Linked DNA regions of Homo sapiens: all the other regions are linked to region 2. A link is an interaction called in ENCODE POLR2A ChIA-PET data of the cell type or tissue named here. Cell type or tissue: PC-3. All regions are shown on one strand. Links, peaks and the distances in the headings refer to the core of each region. The heading gives the core; the rest is flanking DNA. Region 1 overlaps ELK3 (ETS transcription factor ELK3). Region 2 overlaps SNRPF-DT (SNRPF divergent transcript). Region 3 overlaps CEP83 (centrosomal protein 83).

Region 1 (8,295 bases), core at 3,460-5,959, 440 kb before region 2:
TGCACTGACAGCCCCTTCTTCCTTATCTTCCAGGGCTGCCCCCAGAAGCAGCGCCATGTATGTTTGAAGATCTCTCTGTGGCTTCCAGAGGGAAGTTTCCTTCCAAGAGTTTGCTGAGAAGACTCAGTGTCAGGAATAATACAAGCTAGTATGTGCTGAGCACGTATTATTTGTCAGGCTATCTTCTAAGAACCTGTCAACCATCAACTCACTCAATCCTCTTAGAGAATGGAATGATTATTATCCCCATTTTGGAGATAAGCAAGCTGAGGCTCGGAAAGTATAAATTATACACTGTTGGAAGCTTGTACCTGGAGAGAACAGATGGTACCCAGGCAATCTGACTCCTGAGGTCTTGGCTACTATGAAGGGTGACACAAGATTCAGGCCAACTTAGGCAGCCCGGGACACAAGCACACTTGGGTAAGGGCTCTTATTATGGTAAGTGATGAGGATATTTAGAAAAAGTCGGGTTTCCACCCCCTTCAATCCCAGACTCACAAGTATTTGTTGCTCACAGTTGCCTGGTAACCTGAGCGATGCTGGTCTGTGTCGGGTGGAGCTGAGTGCATCTCCAGCGTGGTTTTAGAGTGTTACACACATCCGCTTCCCTCTTACATGGGTGGGACCAGTCTCTTTGTAATTTCCCATTAAATACGTATTTGCAAAAGGGCTGCCTCTTTGCCCGGCAGGCATTCCATGTGAGGTTACGGGCAGCAAGGATGGGACCAATTTTAGTGAGAGGAAAAAGCAACATCCCCTTCAAACAGAGCCCAGTGGCAGTTCCAGGCAAAAGAGGAGGACCAGATACCAAAATTAATCCCTCACCCCGTCCAAGTTGCCATTTTGAGAATGCAGTAGTAGCCTAAAGGGCAAGTCGTCCCTTTGGGACAGGATTCCGGGCAGACCTGTGCAGAAGAACCCTTCCCAACTCACCAGCCACCTCTGGGGACCAAGGCATCCCATGACAGCAGCCCATGACAGGATCTCGTGACAGGATCCCTCAATTATTTCACTTTAACTGCATAGAAAATGCCAAGAGAGCAGGTCATATTTCCATTTCCATTTCAGTGCTGTCTGTTACCCTGACAGGTTACAGGCATACCTACCTATAAGAAAAGGTATGGCTGTCCACAGTGTGTTTACATATGTACACACACACACACACACACACACACACACACAAACGCTCCACTGTGCCCTTTGAAGAGGAAGGAGTCTGTGTAAATAATCTCAAATAGTAGATAGATGAGAAATATTTCGATAAGTTTTGTAATTTAAAAAAAGCATATGCAGTGCTAGGTAATGAAAAGATGCATATGGAATTAGATTTACCTTCTTGATGATGTTATTAGGATTATATTTAAATGAGTTAATTAAATGTTTGTTGAATGAATTACCAACTATAAGGAGAACTGACCCAGGCATAAAGCCACAGGCATGAAAGACACAATTTTCCACGGCTCATTCTTAGGCTGGTTAAAGCTCCCTGTGGGTGTATCCCATACATATACCTGCTTGTTCTTCTTTGCTGGCATTTTTAAACTGAAAACTCCCAGGCAGATATTAGAGGCCATATGCAAACTCCACATGCTACATACAACCTCACACCTCCCGTGAGAGCTTAATGAGCCATAATTTCACCCATCCATTTACGTGGCAAATATTTGCTGCATGTGTCTGTCCACCCACTCTGGTCTGGCACCCCAATTTTGATCCAAGGTTATGCATCTGGAGTTCACGTGCTTAGTCTTGTTATCTGATCTTCCGTTTTCCTCCCCGCGAGGAGCCAGGCCTGTGGCGAGTTCCTCGTCATTCTGGTCTGGCCCCTGGATCCTCTGCCATTTCAGGGCACCCTGGAAACACAGCGCTCCTGCCCTCTGATTCTGCAACTCTCCTACCTCGTTCTCAAAACTGAGAATGTCAGCAGCTCAGTAAGCAAGCAGGATCGGTTGTGCTGAAGACTTTTCCTAACAAACAGGCCCTTCTTAACCCCTGCACTGGGTAAGGGGGACAGAGCAGGGGACCTTTCCAATAAATACCCACTTGACCCTATCACAAAGACTGCTGCAGGGATTAAAAGGAGAGGCTCCAGAGTCACTGCCTGAGTTCAATGCCTCAGCTTCTCATGTATAAAATGGGGACTGATCCATCTGCCTCATGGGACTGAATGAGACATCCATATACAGCTTCTATCAGAACGCCCGATGCATCCACGCATGACAAGCCCCATAACATATACTAGCTATTAGTATTATCATCATTTTTACACTCCCATTTAAGCAAAAACAGAACAAAACATAAATATCACCCTGTGTCAGCCCTAATGACAATTTAATAGACAAAATTAACCCTCACAGAAGGCTGCGCATATTCTGCTAGCTTTGTCCAAAGTTCTGGGTAACATGATCAGTTGCACAGCAGGCAGAATTACATCTGGTTTACATATCTCAACTGAGCAGGGAAACATGATGTTTTTATTTAGTTAGGTTCAGACAAGAAATAGATACAAGGCTTATATTATATTGTGCCTAACACGGCCAGCACTTGACATCCACTGTGACGAAAACCTTACACAATCCAATTAATTTGGGGGTTGTGGGGAGGTTCTAGGAGGGGGACACACGGAGCCGCAGATGTGAATAACTGCTAGATCCAAGTGCTCCGCTTAGATGCTGGCCGCAGCCTACAGGCGAGACGCCACATGTCAGGCCCCGAAAGGTGGTGCAGACACTAACCAGGCACCCAGCTCATCTCAACTGCTCCCGGCGGCTTCTCAGAGCAGAAACCATGCTGCCCAGACTGGGAGGGAGAAGAGCAGCCTTGCAGCGTCTGCTTGGGCTCAGGCCTCTGCTCAGGGTTCCTGGGAGAGGCCAACGGGAAGCTGCTGGCCCTGCGCACTTGTCAGCAAGACCCGAGGCAGGAACCTGTTCAGGTGCTGAGCAGACACACGAGACAATGCATTTATTTGGGGCACACTCATTTTATCGTGGTAGATACCCTACGTGAAAGGAACCAGTACAGAGAAAGGACAAGGAAAGAAGCCAGCATTTATGAGGGCCAGCTGCATGCTGAGCACACACAGCTGCCTTGCAGGATGGGCACTGTTATCCCATTGCAGAGATGGAGAAGCCAAGGTCCCCCTGGACAGTGAGGTTATATCCAACTGTCCACCACCTGGGGGTAGGTTAAATATTGGGAGAGCCATACAATGGAATACCACGTAGCTACTTCAGGGGACACGACATTGCTAACACTTCCCCATACCTTTAAATATACATTAGGTGGGGAAAAAAAACAGTATGAATAATTCCATTATTTTAAAAATGTTCTATTGCATATATATTTATATGTTTTCTACTGTATATATGCATATATGTGTAAATAAAAGGAGGTAGAAAAATTAATCTTAAAAGAGGTATACTAAAATTTAACAGTGATTTTTCATATTTCTTTTTGCTTATGTGTATTTTCACATTAAAGAATGTATATTTGATATGTATTACTTGTCAAATTAAGACTTTTTAAGGGAAAGAAATAGGAACTAAAAAGCTGACTAGCCCAAGGTCACACAGCTTGTAACTGGTGGAGCCGAAGTTTGAACCCAATTGTATCTAGTGCCAAGACCTAAGCCATTTCTGTTCCACTACCACACCCTCTTCCAGAAAGCAGCTGCATTTGGAAGCAGAGGCTGCTACTAAAGTAAATCCGACAGGGCCAAGGGGTCTCTGCATTCCAGAGTAATAGTGGGGTTAACTGCAGAGTGCCTGGGAAAACCAGCTCTGTGCTGAGAAAGCATGGGCCTTGCTTGAGAACAGTTATTTCTAGCTCTTCGGGCGGAAGAGACCAATCTTCCGTAAGGTCCATTCATTACCTAGAAATAGAACTGCCTCTGCCAATCCACAGGGTAGAGAAGGTGCCTGCTTTGGAGGGACACCCTAACATGAGGCACGGGGGACCCAGCACTCCCAGTGCAGCAGACTGGACATGAGCAGCCAAACTATAAGTGGCATGCCATCCAAGGGACGAGGGTGACAGGAAAACAACAGGAAGCTCGTGTCCACCATATACAGCCCGGTGATGGCACCCACTGCCAAGCTCCCCCGGCTGTCTCCAGGCCCGTGCCCAGCAGCAGCTCACACAAGGGCACAGGCCAGGAGCCTTGACGGGCCAGAAGTCATGTGGACCCAGTGCTGGGGTGAACAGATCTGGGTTTGAATTCCAGCCTCTCTGCTTACTATGACCTTGGGAAAGTTACTGAACATCTACACGGGGCTCAGTTTGCTCACCCCTAAAATGGGAATAAAAATACCCCATAGGCTAATTTTTTCTAAAGACTCAACGCAGTCAGTGCCTCACTCACACAGGTCCTTACAACATGACCCTCACCCAGTGAATCTTGCTTAGCATGCAATAATCTAATCGTACACACTGCTCATTATATCACACTTTTCATTTTATTCTGCCTTCCAGGAAAATTTCTTGGGTGGGCACCTTACTTTACAGTTTACAGAAGGCTCACACAAAATCTCATGTTAGCCTCACAACGCTTTGATACCCACTTCACAGATGTGAGACCCGAGGCTCCCAGCTGAGTTCACAACACCCACAAGTAGCAGAGGAGTATCTCCAGGCCGCGGCTTCCTGGCCAACACATTTTCTTCAACTCCTGCTTTTGGGTTCCCTTCCAGACCACAGTCTGACTCACTCCTTCCTGACATGAAACCCGAAGTGTCCTTTCTCCAAAGTTAGAACAAGTAGTTACTGTATCTCTCCGACAAGCAAACATTCTTTCAGCAAACATTGTTTTTGTTTTTTAGAGATGGGGTCTTGCTGGCATTGCCCAGGCTGGAATGCAGTGGCTATTCACAGGCACGACTGTTACACACGGCAGCCTGGAGCTCCTGGGCTCAAGCGGTCCTCTTGCCTCAGCCTCCCAAGTAGCTGGGACTATAGGTTCAAGCCACCACACCTGGCTTTCAGTGAACACTGAATACACACTCTCCTATGGGTGGCCCCATGCCAGGCTCTGAGGAATGGAGAAGGAGTGAAGCCAGCTTCTGTCCTTGAAGTGCCCCTCAGTGGCTTGGATGCAGTGTGACATCCCCTGCCTCTGCTCTGTCTCTGCCATTGAAGCAGAGGGGACAGTGAGCAGTCAGCTGGCCATAAGAGACTCTGCTACAAATGTCTGGGGGGCAGGCTCACCTCACACCCACCCCCACTAAAGAGCATCTTATGATCCTGGACTCACGGGCTCAAACGATCCTCTCACCTCGGCCTCCCAAAGTAGTGGGATGACAAGCGTGAGCCGCCACACCCAGCTATTTAAGAGCATCTTATGAAAGGGCTCCTCTGACCCATAAACCTGAGCTGCTTCTCACCAAGGCAATCTTCCCCCACCCACCGCTGCAGTGAGTTTAATGTCCCTGCCAAATTCATGTCCACCAAGGACCTTAGAATGTGATCTGATTTGGAAGCAGGGTTCTTACAGATGTAATTGGTTAAAGATGTCGAGACAGAATCATCCTGGATTTGAGGTAGGCACTGAAATCAATGGCTTCTGTCCTCATGAAGACACAGAAAGACACACACAGGGAAGGTGGTCATGGGACGTGGAGGCAGAGACTGGAGTGAGGCAGCTGCAAGTCAAGGAACACCAAGGGTGGCTGGAGCCCACAAGAAGCCAGAAGAGGAAGGGGGGATTTTTCCCTAGGGCCTTCAGAGGGAGCGGGGCCCTGCAGATACCTGGATTACACACTTCTGTCTTCCAAAACCTTCAGAGAATACATTTCTATTGTTTTGAGCCACCAAGTTTGGGGTCATTTGTTACAGCAGCCCTGGGAAACTAATACACCCCTTTCTTAAAATTGTCTCTGTTCAGCGAGGCAGAGGAGGCACAGCCTGGGGCCGCCACTGGGGTGCAACTAGCCCTTCCCACTGCGATGGTACAGGCACCGGGTAAGGTGGAGCCTAGGCTGTCCCTTGTGCAAAGCCGAACTTTGGAGTGTGCACACACACACACGTACACACCCACTCACACCCATTCCAGACTTCTAAGAATGACGTGCTGCCAACAAAGGCTGGAACTCTGTCTCTGAACAGGCCAACTCTGTCGGCTCCCGGGAGAGGTTTTCTTGTGGTTTGGGTTGAGGTTTCTTTGCTTTCTGGCACCGGTAAACTGCAGCGTGAACTATCTCACCAAATTTGGCCAGCCTGAAGTTGAGGCGCTCTTCATCCCTGCTGCCTGAGTACACGTGGCACCCTGAGGGTGCTAGTGAGAAGTGCTGGCTTGCTGGCCTGGCAGGACACCCCAACCCGGGAGGATTCGACTGGACGTTCGCAGCATTTTTCTCCCTGCCTTCTTGGCTGGGCGCTGCTGCTGGCTGGACCTGGAGTCCTGTCTCCCTCCTGGCTCTCCTTAAACACTCAAGGGTACTTTTATTCAAAGGCCTTTTAAGTGTTAATAACATAGAACATAAAGCTGCTCAGGCGGGGTGGTGGCTTACACCTGTAATCCCAGCAGTTTGGGAGGCCAAGGCAGGTGGTTCAACTGAGGTCAGAAGTTCGAGACCAGCCTGGCCAACATGGTGAAACCCCATCTCTACTAAAAATACAAAAATTAGCCGGGTATGGTGGCACACCTATAGTCCCAGCTACTCAGGAGGCTAAGGCAGGAGAATCGCTCGAACCCAGGAGGTAGAGGTTGCAGTGAACTAAAATCTCACCACTGCATCAGCCTGGGTGACAGAGCAAGACTCCATCTAAAAATAATTAATAATAAATAAATAAAAATAAATAAAACTGCTCCCCAGTGCAAGTCTTTCCCTTTCCCCTGCTGGGTGGGGGAGCTGCTAACACTGACCTTGACCTTCCTGTGTTGAGCGGCCACCTCCAGCGCTGGCAGATGGCATGGCCGGGCAGTGTGTGTCATTAGCCACAGGTGGTCTGGGAGTGTCTTCTCATCCTGGCTTTGTCACCAGTTGACTTGGAAACTCCCCTCCCCTCGAAGATCCTCACTTGCTAAAGGAGGGGTAGGTAGGGCAAGACGCTTTCTTGGATCCTCTCTTGAGTGACTTTCCAAGGTGACAGACTCCCTTCTGTGCCATGGAGAAGGATGCTTGTTTCCTACTCATTCCTACTACACTTGATTGGTGCTGCCACGCCCTCGGCTCTGCAGGATGCAGGAAATGGTAAGAAAACCCAGCATGCGGCCCCGTAAGGGAGACGCAATGACAGCAGGAGAAACCAAGTCCCTCTGGGAGGGGCCATGGAACAGACACGGCCATCACCAAGTGAGGCGCCAGCTGGAGGAGGCAGAGAGAGGAGTCTGAAGGGTGGCCAGGAGTGAGCCAGGCAAGAAGGGCAGGGGGAAGGAGGGGGCCTGAGAAGATGCTGGGGTGGGGGGCGGCTGTGGGGGTGCAGGGAAGGCAGTTGGGTTGGGGTGAGATGGTGAAGGGAGTTTGGACTCCTTCCTGGAGGCCGCCGAGAGCTGGGAGGCGCACACGCAGAGGAGTGCCACGCTCCAGTACTTTCCATAGGAAGCGTCTTCTGGAAGCGTGGGGTATTCCGGGGCCACTCAAACTCACATTTTCAGCTGACTCAGATAATCTTGCCAGCAGTTTTTCCACTGTCATTTCAATTAAAAAATACCGGGGGCCTGTCTCTCCTCCCTGGCTGCCCTTGGGGTAATCATCAGCAGTACTGGGCATACAGGACTCAAGTCTGGGCCCAGGGCTCTGGAGCTGTGTCGCCCTCCAGCTTTGGAAGCCCAGGCATGGGCCTTGGGGGTCAACACTCTTAGTCTGAAAGCTCTGCCACCGCCCTGCTGCTGCATCTTGAGTCCGTGACTTACACCTCTTGGAGACTCAGCATCCCCACCTCTACAATGGGCTCAATATCGACCACCAGCACTGGTGCATCACAAATTGGAAAATAAGCTAATAGATGTAAAAATACCTAGCACAGTGCCTGGCTTAAAACAAAATGCTGCACACACGTAAGCATCTCTTTTTTATGTTACAAATTTGGGGTAGGAACTGAGAAGAGCCGTGGAGGAGCACAGGCAGGGGTGGGGGAGAGGCCGTGCAGAGGAGCAGCTGAGGCGTGGGTGGACGGCGGGTGGTGGGTGCTATGCTGTGAATGTTGGAGTTTTTGTGAGTTTGTCTACACAACCACTAAATTTTCCTGCAGCTCAAATCCCAGAAGCAGGAACGCTCATGCTGGCAAACGCAGACTCGGTGTGGGCTTGGGCAACAGCCTGACGTAAGTGGATCTGGCAAGGCCGCAAGAGCTTTG
Region 2 (2,500 bases), core at 1-2,500:
CTATATTACATATCTTGAAATCCCACCTATGGACAAGGGATGTTTTTAATCAAATTGCTGCTTCAGTAGATTGTGAGCTTTTTTAAGCTTGATTTTCTAATACTTAGACAATAGTACTTTCGTTGAACTAGACAAATTGAGTAGAATCTTTGTACTCTCAATTGCTTGCATAAGAGTACTAGGCAAAGAAAAGGCTAAATTTGCAAACCCAGCTTAGTCACCAAACCTAACTAGCTGTATAACCTTGACTAGGCTGGGGCCTGTGAAATAAAAAGTTTTAAATGGACTTCAGTTTTCTCGTGTCAGAAAAGGTTGGACTAATAACTTCCAAGGTCTTTTCCTATGCTAAGGTTTTATCAGTGTAATTATGAATTAGGTAAAGTTATAAATTTTATTGTCTGACTGTCCCACTAAGCTTTAAAGCCAGTTTAACCATCTGCTGGACATGACTGGTCTGCCATCCTCACTAAGTCAACCCGTTCCAAATAGAATCAGTCACCTCCCAAACCAACTACATCTCCTGATTTTCCTATTTCTGCAAAAGAGATTATTATTTTTTCAACTAACCAGATTCAGAGCCCCCAATCCAAGTCACTTTTTTGTCCCCCCTCATTCACCCCCCACCCACTCCTCGCCACAGTGTTCAAGTGATTCTCCTGCCTTAGCCTCCCGAGTAGCTGGAATTACAGGCATGCACCACCACACCTGCCTAATTTTTGTATTTTTAGTAGAAACGGGGTTTCGCCATGTTGACCAAGCTGGTTTCGAATTCCTGACCTCAAGTGATCTGCCTGCCTCAGCCTCCCAAAGTGCAGGAATTACAAGTGTGAGCCACCGCACTGGCCCAAGTCATTTTTAATTTCTTCCCAGTCTTCGGCCAATCCCATGGTCAGTTACAAAGTTCTATCAATTTCTTTTTGGTTCTTCTTCAATTCCTCCCAACCCCTGTCCATTATCCCTATCCTCATCTTGGTGTAGACCCAGGTATTCTCATAAAGTAGCCCTTAGCTCACCTTCCAAGTCTTCTTTTCCTAATCTATTATATGTCATTTCTAAATTATGACTCAGAGAACCTCCCAACACAAAGCAGCTTGACTTGCCAAAGCCTTTATTTGTTTGTCCCTCCTCTGCTTTTTCTTCCCCATTCCACGAATCCCTATGAATCTCCTTCTCCTAATAGACTCCACTCATTCTCTCAGAGGCACTCTGTTTATTCACACTGGAGCACTTAGGCGACCACCACTGGCATATTCATCCACACCATATTCATCCACACCTACACAATTGTTAGTGCCCAGGTTCAGTCCACATCCTCCATGTGGTTTTTTTTAACTTCCTCAGCCCACAAAGTTTCACCTGTGCTAATAGCCTACTTTATATGCCACTCTTGAGGCACTGCCAGGCACTGCTTTATCATATCCTGCCTTAAGTTGTTATATTTTGTAGAACAAAAAATGGAATTATAACAATCCTATGGTATTGCTGAAAGTTTAGAGGCCAGAGGAACAGTCATCTCTAATATTTTGATGTATTTCTTTCCAGACCTTTTTCATATGTATGTTTTCTGTTGTTATAATGAAAGTGGCTGGGCACTGTGACTCATGCCTGTAATCCCAGCACTTTAGGAGGCCAAGGCGGGTGGATTGCTTGAGCCCAGGAGTTCAAGACCGGCCTGTGCAACATGGCAAAACCCCATCACTAAACGAACAAACAAAAAAATTAGCTGGGCATGGTGGTGTGCACTTATAGACCCTGCCACTTGGAAGACTTGAAGCAGGAGGATCATCTGAGCCCAGAGGTCAAGGTTGCGGTGAGCTGAGATTGCACCACTGCATTCCAGCCTGGGCAATAGAGTGAGACCTGTTTGAAAACAAAACAGAAACCAAAAACAATAATGAAAGCATATATACAATTTTGCTTTTAATTTTCTTTCACCCAGTATATGAGAAAAAAAAGTATAACTGAGAATAATAAAGTGATACAGGGGGTGCCATGAGAGGACAGAGGGGAAACTAACCCTGTTGGAAGAGGAGCCTAAGAAGGAAAGGTGTCACAGCAGCTATTGTCAGAACTGAATTTCCAAGGACCTGCCAGAGGTAGCCAGAAGGAGGAGAGGGTGTGCAGAAGCGAGAGGCATGAAGCAGTATTGTCCATCTTCAAGAGTGCAGGTTGTTCACTGTGAGTGGCAAGGAACCGGGACATTATAGGTTTGGGTGCCAAGCCAAGCAACATGCATTTTATGTGCCAATGATGAGAAGCCACTGAATATGTTAATAGGTGCTTGGGCCAAACACATCAGTGAAATTGCTAACTTTGGATGACATATACTGCTCCTGTAGTTGTCTACTTGATATCCAACCTCCCCTTCTTTCCAGTAGAATCCTGATTTTGTTAAGGGTGTCAATGTGCCCAGTTAAAATGCTTAGCTCTCCAGACTTCCTCATGGTCTGAAGAGGCCATGTAACCCAGTTCTAGACAATTAGATATAAGCAGATGGGTG
Region 3 (8,295 bases), core at 3,436-5,935, 1.4 Mb after region 2:
CTGCAAGCTCTGCCTCCTGGGTTCACACCATTCTCCTGCCTCAGCCTCCCGAGTAGCTGGGGCTACAGGTGCCCACCACCACACCCAGCTAATTTTTTGTATTTTTAGTAGAGACGGGGTTTTACCATGTTAGTCAAGATGGTCTTGATCTCCTGGCCTTGTGATCCACCCGCCTCGGCCTCCCAAAGTGCTGGGATTACAGGCGTGAGCCACAACGCCCAGCCTACTTTTCATTCGTTAAGGAATCTCCACACTGTTTTCTATAGTGGTTGTACTAGTTTACCTTCCCACCAGCAGTGTAAAAGTGTTCCCTTTTCACTACATCCTTGTCACCATCTATTATTTTTTGATTTTTAAATTATGGCCATTCTTGCAGGAGTAAGGTGGTAGTGCATTGTGGTTTTGATTTGCATTTCCCTGATAGTGATGTTGAACATTTTTTCATATGTCTGTTGGCCATTTGTATATCTTTTGAGAATTGTCTATTCATGTCCTTTCCCTAATTTTTGATGGGAATATTTGGTTTTTTTCTTGCAGATTTGTTTGAGTTCCTCGTAGATTCTGGATATTAGTCCTTTGTGGGATGCATAGTTTGTGAATATTTTCTCCCACTCTGTGGGTTGCCTGTTCACTCTGCTGATTATTTCTTTTGCTGTGCAGAAGCTTTTTAGTTTCATTAAGTCCCATCCATTTATTTCATTTTTGTTGCATTTGGTTCTTGGTCGTGAACTCTTTGCCTAAGCCAATGTCTAGAAGAGTTTTTCTGATATTATTTTCTAGAATTTTTATGGTTTCAGGTCTTAGATTTAAGTCTTTAATCCATCTTGAGTTGATTTTTGTGTAAGGTGAGAGTTGAGATTCCACTTTCATTCTTTTACATGTGGCTTGTCAATTGTCCCAGCACCATTTGTTGAATAGGTTGTCGTTTCTCTACTTTATGTTTTTGTTTGCTTTGTCAAATATCAGTTGGCTGTAAGTACTTGGCTTTGTTTCTGGGTTCTCTGTTCTGTTCCATTGATCTATGTGCCTGTTTTTATGCCAGTACCATGCTGTTTTGGTAACTATAGCCTTGGTATAGTTTGAAGTTGGGTAATGTGATACCTCCAGATCTGTTCTTTGTGCTTAGTATTGCTTTGCAGGCCCTTTTTTGGTTTCATATGAATTTTAGGATTTTTTTTCTAGATCTGTGAAGAACGATGGTGGTATTTTGATGGGAATTGCATTGAATTTGTAGATTGCTCTTGGCAGTATGGTCATTTTCACAATATTGATTCTACCCATCCATGCGCATGGGATATATTTCCATTTGTGTCATCTGTGATTTCTTTCAGCTTTTTTTTTTTGTAGTTTTCCTTGTAGAGGTCTTTTCGCCTCCTTGGTTAGGTATATTCCTAAGTATTTTATTTTATTTTTTGCAGCTATTGTAAAAGGGGTTGAGTTCTTGATTTGGTTCTCAGCTTGGTGGCTGTTGGTATACAGCAGAGCTACTCATCTGTGTACATCAATTTTGTATCCTAAAACTTTGCCGAATTCATTTACCAGTTATAGGAGCTTTTTGGATGAGTTTTTAGGGTTTTCTAGGTATATGATCATATCATCAGCAAACTGCAACACTTTGACTTCATCTTTACCACTTTGGATGCTCTTGATTTCTTTCTCTTGTCTGATTGTTCTGGCTAGGACTTCCAGTAGTGTGTTGAATAGAAGTGGTGAAAGTGGACATCCTTGTCTTGTTCTAGTTCTCAGGGGGAATGCTTTAAACTTTTCTCTGTTCAGTGTAATGTTGGCTGTGGGTTTGTCATAGAGGGCTTTTATTATCTTAAGGTATGTCCCTTCTATGCCGATGTTGCAGACGGTTTTAATCATAAAGGGATCTGAATTTTGTCATGCTTTTTCTGCGTCTGTTGAGATGATGTGGTTTTTGTTTTTAATTCTGTTTATATGGTGTATTACATTTATTGACTTCCATTTGTTAAGCCAACCCTGCATCCCTGGTATAAAACCCACTTGTTCATGGTGTATTTTCTTTTTGACATGCTGTTGGACTTGGTTAGCTAGTATTTTGTTGAGGATTTTTGCATCTATGTTCATCAGGGATATTGGTGTGTGGTTTTCTTTTTTTGTTATGTCCTTTCCTGGTTTTGCTATTAGGATAATACTGGCTTCATAGAATGATTTAGGGAGGATTCCCTCTTTTTCTGTGTTTTGGAATAGCTTCAGTAGGATTCATACCAATTCTTCTTTGAATGTCTGATAGAATTCAGCTGTGAATCCATCAGGTCCTGGACTTTTTTTTTTTTTGTTGGCATTTTTTTTGTTTATTACTGTTTCAATCTTGCTACTTGTTATTGACCTGTTCAGTTTGTTTCTATTTCTTCCTAGTTTAATCTAGGAGGGTTGTATCTTTTCAGGAATTTATCCATCTCCTCTAGGTTTTCTAGTTTGTGTGCATAAAGATGTTCATAGTAGCCATACAAAAGCACAATCTTTTGTATTTCTGTGGTATCACTTTTGATATCTCCTATTTTGTTTCTAATTGAGCTGTTTGGATCTACTCTCTTCTCTTGATAATCTCGCTAATGGTCTGTCGATTTTGTCTTTTCAAAGAGCCAGCTTTTTGTCTAATTTATCTTTTGTATTTTGTTGTTGTTCTTGTTGTTGTGTTTCAATTTCATTTAGTTCTGATCTTTGTTATTTCTTTTCTTCTGCTGGGTTTTGGTTTGGTCTGTTCTTGTTTCTCTAATTCTGTGAGTTGTGAGGTTAGATAATCTATTTGTGCTTTTTCAGAATTTTTGTTGTAGACAGTGATTGCTATGAACTTTCCTCTTAGCACCACTGTTTTTGCTGTATTGCAGAGGGTTGATAGGTTGTGTCACTGTTATCGTTCAGTTCAAAGAATTTTAAAATTTCCATCTTGATTTCATTGTTGACCCAGAGGTCATTCAGGAGCAGGTTTAAATTTCCATATATTTGTATAGTTTTGAAGCTTCCTTTGGAGTTAATTTCTAGTTTTATTCTGCTGTGATCTTAGAGAATATTTGATATAATTTTGATTTTCTTAAATTTATTGAGACTTGTTTTGTGGTCTATCTTGGAGAATGTTCCATGTGTTGATGAAAAGAATATATTCTGCAATTGTTGGGTAGAATGTTCTGTAAATATCTGTTAAGTCCATTTGTTTTAGGGTATAGTCTGTTGTTTCCTTGTTGACTTTCTGTCTTAATGACTTGTCTAGTGCTGTTAGTGGAGTATTGAAGTCTCTCACTGTTTTGTTGCCATGTATCTCATTTCTTAGGTCTAGTAGTAATTGTTTTATAAATTTCGGAGCTCCAGTGTTAGGTGCATATGTTTTTGGGATTGTGATATTTTCCTGTTGGACTAATCCTTTTATCATTATATAATGTCTATCTTTGCCTTTTTAAACTGATGTTGCTTTAAAGTTTGTTTTGTCTGATATAAGAATAGCTGTTCCTGCTCACGTTTGGTTTCCATTTGCGTGGAATATCTTTTTCCACCCCTTTACCTTATAAGTTTATATGAGTCCTTATGTATTAGGTGAGTCTCTTGAAGGCAGCAGATACTTGGTAGATTTTTATCCATTCTGCTGTTCTGCATCTTTTTTTTTTTTCTTTTTTTTAATTGGGACAGTCTCACTCAGTCACCCAGGCTAGAGTGCAATGACATGATCTCGGCTCACTGCAACCTCTGCTCCCTGGGTTCAAGCGATTCTCGTGCCTCTGCCTCCCGAGTAGCTGGGTTTACAGGCACCTGCCACCATGCCTGGGTAATTTTTTTGTATTTTTAGTAGAGATGGGCTTTTGCCGTGTTGGCCAGGCTGGTCTTGAACTCCTGACCTCAGGTGATCTGCCCACCTTGGCCTCCCAAAGTGCTGGGATTACAGGTGTGAGCCACTGTGCTGGCCTCTGTATCTTTTCAGTGGAACATTTAGGCAATTTACATTCAACATCAGTATTGAGATGTGAGATACTATTTTATTCATCATACTAGTTGCTGCCTAATTACCTTTTTTTGTTTGCATTGTGTTATTGTTCTGTAGGTCTTGTGAGATTTATGCTTTAAGAAAGGTTCTATTTTGATGTTTTGAGATTGTTTCAAGAGTCAGAACTCCTTTTAGCAGTTCTTGTAGTGCTGGCTTGGCAGTGGTGAATTCTCTGAGCATTCGTTTGTATGAAAAAGACTCTATTGCTCTTTCATTATAAAATTTAGTTTTGCTAGATATGGAATTATTGGCTGATAATTTTTTGTTTAAAGAGACTGAAGATAGGACCCAATTCCTTCTAGCTTGTAGGGTTTCTGCTGAGAAATCTGCTGTTAATCTGTTAGGTTTTCCTTTGTAGGTTACCTAATGCTTTTGCCTCACAGCTGTTAAGATTCTTTTCTTTGTCTTGACTTTAGATAACCTGATGACTGTGTGCCTAGGTGATCTTTTTGTGATGAATTTCCTGGGTGTTCTTTGAGCTTCTTGTATTTGTTTGTGTGTGTGTATGTGTTTTAGACCAAGTCTTGCCCTGTTGCCCAGGCTGGAGTGCAGTGGCACGATCTTGGCTCATTGCAGCCTCCACCTGCCAGGTTCAGGTGATTGTCCTGCCTCAGCCTCCTAGTAGCTGGGACTACAGGCCCACACCACCATGCCTAGGTAATTTTTTTTTTTTTTTAGTTTAGTTGGGGTTTCACCATTTTGGCCAGGCTGGTCTCAAACTCCTGACCTTGAGTGATCCTCCTGCCTTGGCCTCCCGAAGTGCTGGATTACAGGCATGAGCCACCACGCCTGGCCAAGCTGCTTGTATTTGGATGTCTAGATATCTATCAAAACCGGGGAAGTTTTCCTCAATTATTCCCTCAAATAGTTTCCTAAACTTTTGGATTTCTCTTCTTCCTTAGGGACAGCAATTATTCTTATGTTGGGTCTTTTAACGTCCCAAGTTTCTTGGAGGCTTTATTCATTTTCTAAAATAATTTTTTCTTCTCTTTTCTTTTCTTTTTCTTTCCTTCTTTCTTTTTTTTTTTTTTGAGATGGAGTCTCCCCCTGTTGCCCAGGCTGGAGTGCAATGGCGTGATCTTGGCTCACTGCAACCTCCTCCGGGTTCAAGTGATTCTCCTGCCTCAGCCTCCCGAGTAGCTGGGACTACAGGTGCACGCCACTGTGCCTGGCTAATTTTTGTATTTTTAGTGGAGATGGGATTTCACCATGTTAGCCAGGATGGTCTTGATCTCCTGACCTTGTGGTCCACCTGCCTCAGCCTCCTGAGGTGCTGGGATTATAAGCTGAGCCACTGCTCCCAGCCAAAATTATTTTTTCTTTGTCTTTGTCAGATTGGGTTAATTCGAGAGCCCTGTCTTTGGGCTCTAAAATTCTTCTACTTGTTCAGTTCTGTTGTTGGAACTTTTCAGTGCATTTTGCATTTCTCTAAGTGTGTATTTAATTTCCAGAAGTTGTGGTTGTCTTTTTTTTATGATGTATATTTCTCTGGAGACTTTTTCATCCATATCCTGTTTTTTATTTTTTTTTTTATTTGTTCAAGTTGTTTTTCACTTTTCTCTAGTGCCCCCTTGAGTAGCTTAATAATCAACCTTCCAAATTCTTTATCTGGCAATTCAGAGATTTGTTCTTGTTTTGGATCCATTGCTGGAGAGCTAGTGTGATCTTTTGGGGGTGTTATCAAACTTCGTTTTGCCATATTACCAGAATTACTTTCCTGGTTCCTTTTTATTTGTATGTTTCAGTGGAAAGATCTAGAACTGAAGGACTGCTGTTCAGATTTTTTTTTTTTGTCCCACAGGGTGATTCCTTGATGTGGAGTCACCCCCTTCCCCTAGGGATGGGGCTTCCTAGGAGCCAGACTGAGGTGATTGTTATTACCGTTCTGGGTCTAGCCACCCAGCAGGGTTACTGGGCTCCAGGCTGGTGCTGGCGAATGTCTGCAAGTTGTCTTGTGATATAATCTGTCTTCAGGTCTCCCAGCTGTGGATACCAGCACCTGCTGTAGTGGAGGTGGCAGGAGAGTGAATGCTGGTTAGGCTAGCGGTTGAAGTTGTCATGTGGACAGACTCAGGACCTCTGATTAGCCAGGGAGTTGCAGGCAGTTGAATTAGCTGCTGTTTTCTCCGTTGGAACAGAGTTGTTCTGTTAGGAGTTGCTGAAATGGCTTGAGTTGGTTGGCCTCCAGTCAGGAAGTGGCAATTTCAAGAGAGGAGCAGCTGCGGTAGTAGAAGGGGGATATAATCTTGCCCTGCATTGGCAGGATAAGTACTGGGGTTTCTCAGATGATGGACAGGCCCATAGAGCTCCCGAGAGTTCATGTCTTTTGTCTTTGGAGTTTTTTGGCTGTCTTGTGGCATTTGCAGCAGTAAACTGCTTTTTTCAAAGGGTCTGTCTCTCTGTTTTTTTGTGGACAGTCATGCAGAAGTATCGTTAGAGGACAAATGGGTATGCTCTAGCAGTAACAAACTGGGGGAAACTTAGTAAGTCCTGTTTGTTCAGATTCCTCTTTGTGTCTTCTCTCCTACAGGTATAGGGAGGACACCTCTGGATTGAGGATCTTATGACCTACTTTAGAGGAAGGTGAGATAAACCTTCTTGCTTCTGCTTTTTTCTCAAATGCCAAGGTGCCATATTTTGGGTAGTCTGTCTTAAATCCCATCTTTGAGCTTCTGTTATAGAGAGAACATGTAAGTAGAGGGGGATTCATAAGCAGAGAGAGGTTAGGAACTAGGGTGCAAATTTCAGTGTCATTCAGATAAAGTAATAGATGAAGCTTTGAGAGGTGCAGCTTGACTTTTCTTACAAGATGGGAATAAGGGACCAGAGAATAAGGAAGAGTATTTAATAATTTCAGTTCAAGTGAAGGGACTAGTATAATGCTTTATACAGGTTGAGGATCCCTAATCCCATAATCCAGAATGCTCTGAAATCTGAAACTTTTTGAACACCAACATGACACCGTGTGGAAAATTTCAAACCTGACCTCATGTGATGGGTTGCAGTCAAAATGCAGGCATACAACACGCAGTTTATTAAGCACCTTCAAGGGAAAAATAAAATTACCTTCAGGCTATGTGTATGTATAAGGTATATATGGAACATAAATGAATTTTATGTTTAGACTTGCGTCCCATCCCCAAGATACTCATTATGTACATGCAAATATTCTAAAATCTGAAAAAATTCAAAATCTGAAATCCTTCTGGTCCCAGGCATTTTACATAAGGGATATTCAACTTGTATTTACAGTTAGTAAAGTGCTTTTGCCTACCTAATATTGTGACATTTTTAAAAGTTTGATTTTTCAACCTTAACTTTTCAAATGTATTATTATACTTGTACACATTAACTCATTACTATGGTTTTGAGCTTTCCTATTTTCTAAACCGGTTTTCTTACGTCTCTGCTGTAAAAAATATTTTCTAAGATAATTTGTATAACTTGAAAAGTCTTACCACAAGGTGTCATTGTAACCTATAAAAAGAATTTCCATGTAAACATTTGCGTTATCATTTGTACAATTTTTACATTTTTTTGTGTATAAACATTTTTTTGTTTCATATCTCTTATTTTTTAGTTGTATCCTAATAGATTGTGTATCTCTTGTATTAAAGGAAAAAATAAAATAGCTCATGTTCTTGAGTTCTCATATTTTTGCACAAACATATGCTTTCCACCCACAAATTCTTTAAGAGTGTGTTGCTATAGAGATGATTTGTTTGAAGGAAAGAATGAGGAGGAGTAGCAGCAGGTGGACATTTAAGGAACAAAATCCTTATTTTATGTCTTTGTTCCCGACAGAGCCAGCTTTAGAGTTTGCCCCTCTGCTTATGAAATCCCTATGGAAAAAAGGTAGTTATTCTGAGTGTTTTACAGTGATGGTATTTGCAGTTTACTAAGATTCATTTGCCAAAGGTCAGTGTACAGGATTCCTCATTCTTATGTAGGATTAGTGCTTGAAGTAATTGTAATCTTTGAAACAACCTTTCTTTCACTTTAACTGGATTCCATTTTAGTGTTTATTCTTTGCTTTCCTATCTTGGTTTCCTGATAGGCCTTTTAACTAGTGACATTAAAATACTTTTTGCTGGGGGATGGGTATAGGTATCTAATTATTAACTCCTGCTCTTGCTGCCCCCAAATTAATTTTCTTTTCTTTTCTTTTTTTTTTTTGAGACAGGGTCTCACCTCGTCACCCAGGCTGGAGTGCAGTGGTGCGATCTTGGCTCACTGCAGCCTCGACCCTCCTGGGCTCAAGCGATCTTCCCACCTCAGCCACCTGAGTAGCTGGG

Evidence for each region. Peaks named below come from ENCODE experiments on the same cell type or tissue, not always from the same donor. Only the 100,000 strongest peaks of a DNase experiment are listed, where the experiment ranks them.
Region 1: POLR2A ChIA-PET joins it to region 2 with 15 read pairs; 1 of 35 experiments calls an interaction of 5 or more read pairs at or near these places.
Region 3: POLR2A ChIA-PET joins it to region 2 with 6 read pairs; 2 of 35 experiments call an interaction of 5 or more read pairs at or near these places.

Annotation. Positions count from the first base shown.
Region 1 is chr12:96,234,317-96,242,611 of GRCh38, reverse strand. The region is part of intron 2 of ELK3 (ETS transcription factor ELK3); the gene reads right to left. It overlaps LOC124902991 (a long non-coding RNA gene), which reads left to right and starts at 7,016. Exons shown (of 2, transcript XR_007063414.1): 1 at 7,016-7,190; 2 at 8,191-8,295. RefSeq lists enhancers at 4,080-4,580, 6,622-7,606. In PC-3, for the core only: no CTCF peak of the experiment used is centred there; a DNase peak (open chromatin) is centred at 4,691; H3K4me3 peaks cover 633 bases; H3K27ac peaks cover 1,804 bases.
Region 2 is chr12:95,795,722-95,798,221 of GRCh38, reverse strand. The region is part of intron 2 of SNRPF-DT (SNRPF divergent transcript); the gene reads left to right. Among named protein-coding and RNA genes, the nearest start is that of LINC02410, 6.1 kb to the left of the region's middle. In PC-3, for the core only: no CTCF peak of the experiment used is centred there; a DNase peak (open chromatin) is centred at 1,141; H3K4me3 peaks cover 326 bases; H3K27ac peaks cover 2,500 bases.
Region 3 is chr12:94,433,563-94,441,857 of GRCh38, reverse strand. CEP83 (centrosomal protein 83) reads left to right here. Exons shown (of 17, transcript NM_016122.3): 2 at 6,531-6,583. Among named protein-coding and RNA genes, the nearest start is that of CEP83, 22 kb to the left of the region's middle. RefSeq lists an enhancer at 6,305-6,354. In PC-3, for the core only: no CTCF peak of the experiment used is centred there; no DNase peak of the experiment used is centred there.